Linked DNA regions of Homo sapiens: regions 2 and 3 are each linked to region 1. A link is a loop called in an ENCODE intact Hi-C map of the cell type or tissue named here. Cell type or tissue: Caco-2. All regions are shown on one strand. Region 1 overlaps PCDH7 (protocadherin 7). Region 2 overlaps PCDH7 (protocadherin 7). Region 3 overlaps PCDH7 (protocadherin 7).

Evidence for each region. A loop is a pair of places that touch in the nucleus more often than their neighbours do. Peaks named below come from ENCODE experiments on the same cell type or tissue, not always from the same donor. Only the 100,000 strongest peaks of a DNase experiment are listed, where the experiment ranks them.
Region 2: it touches region 1 in a loop (10-fold over the local background); 1 of 110 quality-filtered maps calls a loop at or near these places.
Region 3: it touches region 1 in a loop (6-fold over the local background); 1 of 110 quality-filtered maps calls a loop at or near these places.

What each region holds. Positions count from the first base shown.
Region 1 is chr4:31,042,348-31,044,847 of GRCh38, forward strand. All of the region lies in intron 2 of PCDH7 (protocadherin 7), which reads left to right. Among named protein-coding and RNA genes, the nearest start is that of LINC02497, 130 kb to the right of the region's middle. RefSeq lists an enhancer at 1,282-1,851. In Caco-2, no CTCF peak of the experiment used is centred here; no DNase peak of the experiment used is centred here.
Region 2 is chr4:30,756,231-30,758,730 of GRCh38, forward strand. All of the region lies in intron 1 of PCDH7 (protocadherin 7), which reads left to right. Among named protein-coding and RNA genes, the nearest start is that of PCDH7, 37 kb to the left of the region's middle. RefSeq lists an enhancer at 707-1,906. In Caco-2, no CTCF peak of the experiment used is centred here; a DNase peak (open chromatin) is centred at 1,241.
Region 3 is chr4:30,865,997-30,868,496 of GRCh38, forward strand. All of the region lies in intron 1 of PCDH7 (protocadherin 7), which reads left to right. Among named protein-coding and RNA genes, the nearest start is that of PCDH7, 150 kb to the left of the region's middle. In Caco-2, no CTCF peak of the experiment used is centred here; a DNase peak (open chromatin) is centred at 1,125.

The DNA.
Region 1 (2,500 bases):
ATTCTCCAATCTCTTTTTGATCTTTGCATGCTGTATTAATGACTGTTAATTACATTGACATGGAGAATATTTGATTTTTTTGATGAACAGTGTTGCAATAATTTATGAAAACTATCATGCGTGTGTGTCTATATGGGTATGTGTGTGTGTATTTTATATTTATGAATCGTTTATGCAGATCGTTTCAAGAAAAGGGAGTCTTGTAAGTTAACTCCTAACTTAGTTTCTTTGGGGTCCTGTGGGAAGCATTGGGGAAGGATTAGATATCGAAGTCAAACTCAAAAATTTTACTCTTTAGGGAGAGACAATTGCACAAAAATAAATGTGATGTATAGTAAAGTGTAAAAACTACCATTTGAAAAATGCAGATGATCAGTGGTGGATAACATAAAAAAAGAGATTGTTTTCAGCAAAATAATGTGCATAAAGGAATTACTGTAAAGTTTGATGTCTTGTTCAATTTTTTGTTCCTTTAACAGAATACTTGAGACTGGGTAATTTATAAAGAAAAGAAACATATTTATTATCGTTCTAGGGGCTGGAAAGTCAGAGGTTCAGGGGCTACATCTGGTGAGGGGCCTTTTGCTGGTGCAGAGTCCCAAGGAAGCACAGGGTATCACATTCTGAGGGGCTCACAGGAGACAGCCAAACTAGCCTATATAATGGCCCATTCCTATGATAACCAACTCACTCTCATGATAATGCATTAATCCATTAATTCATGAATCCGTGAATGGATTTTTTTCATGGGGGCAGAGCTTCTATAACCCAATCACCTCTTAAAGACCTCATCTCGTAATACTGTTACCCTAGGGATTAAGTTTCAACATGAGTTCTGGAGGGGACAACTATTCAAACCATAGCATCTGGCATAAAATAATGTGCTTCAATGAACATATGCGTGCATGTATCTTTATAATGGAATGATTTATATTCCTTTGGGTATATACCCAGAAATGGGATTGCTGGGTCAAATGGTATTTCTGCCTCTAGGTCTCTGAGGAATTGCCACACTGTCTTCCACAATGTTTGAACTAATTTACACTCCCACCAACAGTGGAAAAGTGTTCCTTTTTCTCCACAACCTCCCCAGCATCTGTTGTTTTTTGACTTTTAGTAATAGCCTTTCTGACTGGTGTGAGATGCTATCTGATTGTGGTTTTGATTTGTATTCTCTAAAGATTAGTGATGTTGAGCTTTTTAAGATATGTTTGTTGGCTGCATGAATGTCTTCTTTTGAGAACTCTCAGTTCATGTTGCCCTTTGCTCACTTTTTAATGGGGTTTTTTGTTTGTTTGTTTCTTGTAAATTTGTTTAAGTACCTTGTAGATGCTGGACGTTAGACATTTGTCAGATGGATAGATTGCAAAAATTTCTCCCATTGTGTAGATTGTTTGTTCACTCTGATAATAGTTTCTTTACTCTGATAATAGTTTCTTTTGCTGTGTAGAAGTTCTTTAGTTAATATTTTCAAGAGGTTAAAGGAGGATGAGGCTGAGCAGTTACTGAGTTTACAAAGGAGATCACTGTAAGCCTTCAAGGCAATTGCTTTGTCATGGTAAAGGCATAGGCTAAAGTGTAAGGGACTTAAAATTAAATGGGAGCTGAGAAAATGGAGCTGGCTGGAAGTAGTTTACCTTTCTCTAAGGATATCTAATGATGAGAGAAAGGAGAGAAGATGGCAGCTTCTGGTGTAACTTATGCCTAAAAGTGGCAATCTCTTAGGGACAACTTCTGTTTATTTAAATACATAAATAGGTCAGTAAGTAAGTAAATAATAGTGGTGCCTACCATTAAGAAACAATGAGGAGAGGGTTCATTCAGTATAACAGATGCCACATTTTAGGGGGCTGGAAAGAAATTAGCAGGTTATGCAGAAAGCCAGACATTCTCAAGATTAACAAAGTGGACTCTGGGATTTTTATACAAACTGTGCAGAGAAAAGTCAAAAGGTATACACATGTCTGTGGGCACACATTTTAATACTATAACTGTGGCTTTTTTTCATTTATATAGTGTAAATTTTATATCCCATATTTCTTTAAGCATAAATATCCTATGACAACAAGGTATTATGGCTTTCTCCCTTTTCATTTTTTTAAGTGTAATTATCAGCAAGAAGAATGCATTCAACAGACACAGAATATTGATTTCATTTTTCATTGATTGACATTTCTGTGTTTTCTTATGCTAGGAGGCTAACAACTTTCAATTTTATGTATTTTATCTAGATTTTTAAAATATAATAATGATTTAATATATGTGGGATAATACATTACTACCACATTTGTGCACTAGAGTTATTCTAAAGTACTAAGCAGTGAAACAGACAAAAATGTGAGTGTTGTTAGTAATATAATTTGGTGTTTTAACAAACAATAACAAGAATCTCTAAATTAATTAATTGGTTATTTTAATAAGCTTGGAGTCCTTTCTTAGGAAAATAAAAATAAGATTCACTATAGCTGTCTTTCCTTTTCAGGAGGAGGGAGATAAAGTT
Region 2 (2,500 bases), 290 kb before region 1:
AGTGTAAGAACTCACTACCTCAAGAATGGCACCCCGCTGTTCATGAGGGATCTTCCCTCATGACCCAGACACCTCCCACTAGTCCTTACCTCCCAACAGCACCACACGGGGGATCAAATTTCAACATGAGATTTGGTGGGGACAAACCAACTATGTCCAAATGATAGCACCCACCCGGAAGATGAGGAAACTGAGACAAATACAGATTCAGTAACTTCAGGTCATATACTTAGTAAACGGTAATAATGGAACTTGAATCCTTAATGTCTGATGCTAGAGACCTTGGTCTCAACCATTACATTGTGCTGACACCCCGAATACGGTACAACCTCTTCTTATCTTTCATGTTTCTGTGCATGTTAAGAAAATTTTGCTTGTGTCAACTTAAAAAATGCTCAGGCTGTTTGTTATCCCTGTATGTTACGCCACTACCTATATTTCTCCTAAAACATTGTTTCATTACTCATTCTCTTCCTGTCTTTTGTTCAGTCTCTCTCCCCATTAGTTCTTGCTTAGATGTCTAACATCTTAAACATGTACCAACTTCTTCACAGCTCTCTCCCACCATAAAATGGAGTCTTCCTTTGTACGTATTTATTTCTTCATCTCCCTTTTGGCTGTGAGCTCACTACTCTCTGGCCTACGCCTTAATCTCCTTTTCCAACTGTTTTTTGCTAAGTCTCCTCTGACTGAGAGGCTTGGATCTTTCAGCCTTACTGTGCCACTGTTTGTAGGAAGCTCTGCTCCCAGAGCTTACAGTAACAGCTGTCACTATATCCAGGGGGTACTTCTACCTCCAAACAGTTCTACATCTTTTTCATCCTTTCAATGTCACATTCCCAAAGCTTCCATTGAGTTACACTCCTTATTATAGCAGTCACCACCTATCAAAAGAGCTTCTATTTTCAAATGACAGTTGGTTTCTGTATTTGTGCACAAGACTCAATGTGTAATGTGTGCAAAGTCAAACTCACTATCTCCCTGTAGCTGCACACCCATTCTGCTCCTTTTTCTAGGCTTCATCCTCAAATGTTCTACCTTTCATGATGCCCTAAGAGTTATTCCAAAAAAATAGATCTTGCTTTCTGGATTGTCCAAGTTGCTCCTGTGTGTAAAAGCCTTCAGTAGCACCAATAGGATAAAGCGAACACCGTGAGCAGGGCAGAAAGGCCCTTAGCAAATGATTATCAATCTGCATTTTCTGACTTTCCTCGCAGGCACTCTGCCTAGCCCTGCTCAGGTATGCTAGCCATACCTAGCCTATTTACTATTTGCCCAACAGGATTTCCCCTGTATCAGCTGTGTGCCTTTGTACATTCCTTTTTGCCTGTATGAAACATCCTTTGATCCTTCTCCATTTCTCAGAAACACACTCATATTTCATGACTCAGCTCAAATGTCACTTCCTATGCAATGCTTTCCCTGCCTCCCACGCCAAATGAGTTGTTCTCCTTCCTTTAGTCTTCATTCGACATACACTAATCACTTTGCATTCCAATTAAATTTTTATATGCCTATTCCCGCAATTATGTGACCTTTTCAAGAAAAAGGACTGTCTAATTTATCACTGAATACCCAACGTTGCATACATAGTAGGCTCTCAATAAAAGCTTGTAGAATGATTGGAGTGATCAGATTAGTGACTGAAAGCAACAAACATTCATATAATGCATATGTACATGCTCTGTGCCAGGCAGTGCTCAAGGTGTTAGGACGGGAAAGAACAGCCTTGCTAAAAATCACTGCTATCACGGGGAGCTTACATTCTAGTAGAGAAATGTGCATGATTAATAAGACATTGATAAGCAAAGTGTACACTTAGATGGTGGCAAATGTTATGAAAAAAAATGCAGAGACAATGTAGGGAGTTCTGAGGACCGTGAGGGCTGCAATTAGCTATCAAGAAAGGCCTTGATAAGAAGGTGATGTTTGAGAAAGACCTAAACTGTAGGAGGGAGGAAACCATGTGAATATTGAGCATCTCACCACACAGAGAGAACAGGAAGATCCAGGTAGAAACCTGTATGGGATACTTGAAGCCTGGTCCTGGAGACCAGCATGGTGGGAGAGGGGTTGGGGAGTATGGGAGTATTAGAAAGGAAGTGTTAGGAAGAAAGTTCAGAGAAGAGGTTATGTTGTGCATGGTTTTACCCTAAGTGTCATGAGATGCCATTGGAAGACTGGCAGACAAATGGAATACTTCATAGAATTTAAAACATTTATCTTACAGTTCCAGTATGAGCAGTTACTGCCCGTAAGTTTGTAACAATAGCTTTGAAAAGAGCATCGAAGGCTCTTGATATTGTGGTTCATTTTGCCATACATATATATTTGAGGACAGCCAACATTCACAAAGATAAAAACCACATCTCCATCTGCAATAGCATGACAGTTGTGTGAGCACTAAAGGGCAGATAGGACAAATGACCCTGCCTGCATCGGTGGACAGGAAGGGAGAAAAGCATGGCTGGGAATGCAGGTATTGCACTAAGTATTGCAC
Region 3 (2,500 bases), 180 kb before region 1:
AGCTCCTTCTGTGTTTTTGCCTGAACCTAGTTGAATTCCTGTATGTTAAATGAACATGAAATGACTCCACTCCTGTCTTTTTAAAGCTCTCTTATTACCTGATAGTCTTGAGTTATTTCTGCTCATTATCTCATGGCTCTTTCTACTTCCTTCCATTGCCCTCCTTTCTTTACTTGGCAAAATTTTAAAAAAGCTGGTTCTATATCAAGAAGCTTAACTTTATTTACATGTTGGTAATGAGGGGAGATTTGAGAAGTTTAACCTGGCTTGTTACTTAACAGGTTACTAATTACCTAACATATCTACATTATTTCATTAAATTATCTAAACTTCCTCCAGAAAGAAGTATTGCTATTAATATTGTAAATTTAAGGAAACAGATGCTTAGTCAGCTTGTGTAGCAAAGACTTAAACAGAGGCAAAATGAGATCTGTTTGACCTGAAGTTCATGCTCTTTCCATTATACACAACAGCTTTCCTTATTTGACTTAGATCTTTTTAATAGAGGCATTTTTGGGCTGATTGCTGTAACGTTAGAGCAAATATACTCCAGTTTCTAACTTTTCTGTTCAATTTTCCAGGTTACATTACTGTGAAATGAAGTGACTGGATATTTTGCTTACACAGCTTTGCTCAGCAATCAGTTGCTTTCTGGCCATGGCCATAAAAGGAAAATTCTTTCCACAAATAGAATCTCTGGCAAAAAAAAAAAAAAAGTATTGTCCTTTTGATGTGTTTTTACTCCTTTCTCTGCAATCCTTACATGGTAAACTGGAATAAGACAATCGTTTACAGAGAAACAGGACTTGCAAAGGAAAGATGAAACCCTTCTGCAGCCATTAAAGAAGTTTCTGTATGTAGCCCTCATTTTGATAAAGCAGTAAACCTGACGTTTTGTTTTCCTTTTTCTTTTCCTTTCTTTTTGGTTTCCCCCCAGAACACAGAGCTGGACTTTGGTTGGGGTAACAAAAAGGAAATGAAACCTTATTCTTAAATGTGAGGTAGATCTAAGGTTCATGGTGTAGAAATGGGAAAATTGTTTTCTACACCTTTGCTTGCTACCATCTAGATGGAATTAGAGATTGTTTGCCCAGGGTGATGAGATTCAATTGGTATGTCACCTCAGGCTGTCTGTACAGGTCCATGGATCAGAGCTCTCTGTGACTTCCCAGAAATGTAAACCACAGATGGAGAATTATTGCTGGTTTGAACTTTTAGTTCTGATTTGATTTGTTTATCCTGTGTAGAATTAGTCTCTGTATGCTAAGGGAGAAAAAGGTAAGAATGGAGGTGAGGGTCCGTCTTAGTATTTCCCACAGGCCCCCTCACAGAAATTGTTGGAATTTTAAAGAATATACTCAAATCAGTAAGAAAGTATATGTTTTGTGATGTGCTTTGTAATTATTTACAACATTTGTCCTATACTTCAGGGCACCTAATACTCAAATCATTGTTCAGCAAGGAAGAATGAAAGCCTCTTTTAAGATGGTACATGATGTACTCACTAACTTTTGCATTCCTAACCATCATTTTTTTCTCCTGGATCTCATCACCTAAGCTGTAGGCTCCTTGGGGGAAAGGAAGGACAAGGATTTAGACATCCGTGGATTCAACTGAGAGCCTGGCACACAGCCTTTCTCTGGGTAGGAGCCCACAGAAGGTTTGGTGATTCACTGGTGCCGCCACTTCCTTGCGAGAAAGGGGAAAACAGACATGCAGTGTGATGTGGAATATGTCTATTTGTCCCTGTCACTCATATGGATCACCTGAGGGGAAAATAGCATTCATTTTTCATTCTGATGGTAGGGCTATTCAAAAGAGATACTTGCATTTTATCAGAGGTGATATCCTCATTTTGAGAAACTAACATATAGTTCTGGATTAGGATGCAGTTTAAAAATTGCACGATATTTTTAATATACATTAAAATGTAGGTCTGTCAATCATGCTGGTTTTTCTATAAGAGGATGTCATAAAACCTTTCCCTAAAAGAGGCTCAAATTTGAAGCCACATTAGTTATTATTAATAGTTATTATCCATCATTACATGTCTTATAAAATCCGTCATTTTCACTACTTTTCAGTAGTCCTGTCAGAAATGTATTCTGACAGAAATAAAAATTCATGCACTACTAACTGGGACTTCAGTTAATGATACCAACTGTTATGAATATTCACTTTTTAAAGCTACCCTTTCTGGCGAAATTCCTATATGCCAGGCATGGTGCTAAGTGTTTTACATACATCACCTCGTTTAATCCCTATTATAGTGCTATTTTAAAGATGAAGAAATGGTGATTTAGGTTCATTTGCATGCTAGCATCATACAAAATGGTACAGCTGAAATTCAAGTGGTATGTCAGATTGCAAAACCCCAATTTTAAACATTACGCTGCTGACTTAAGTTCCTTGCTGAATTGTCTCTGCCTTTTCCTGAGCACTTACGAGCAGGCGTTGTGTATGTTCTGATTTAGCTTCTCTGACAAGGAATGTTCAGTGC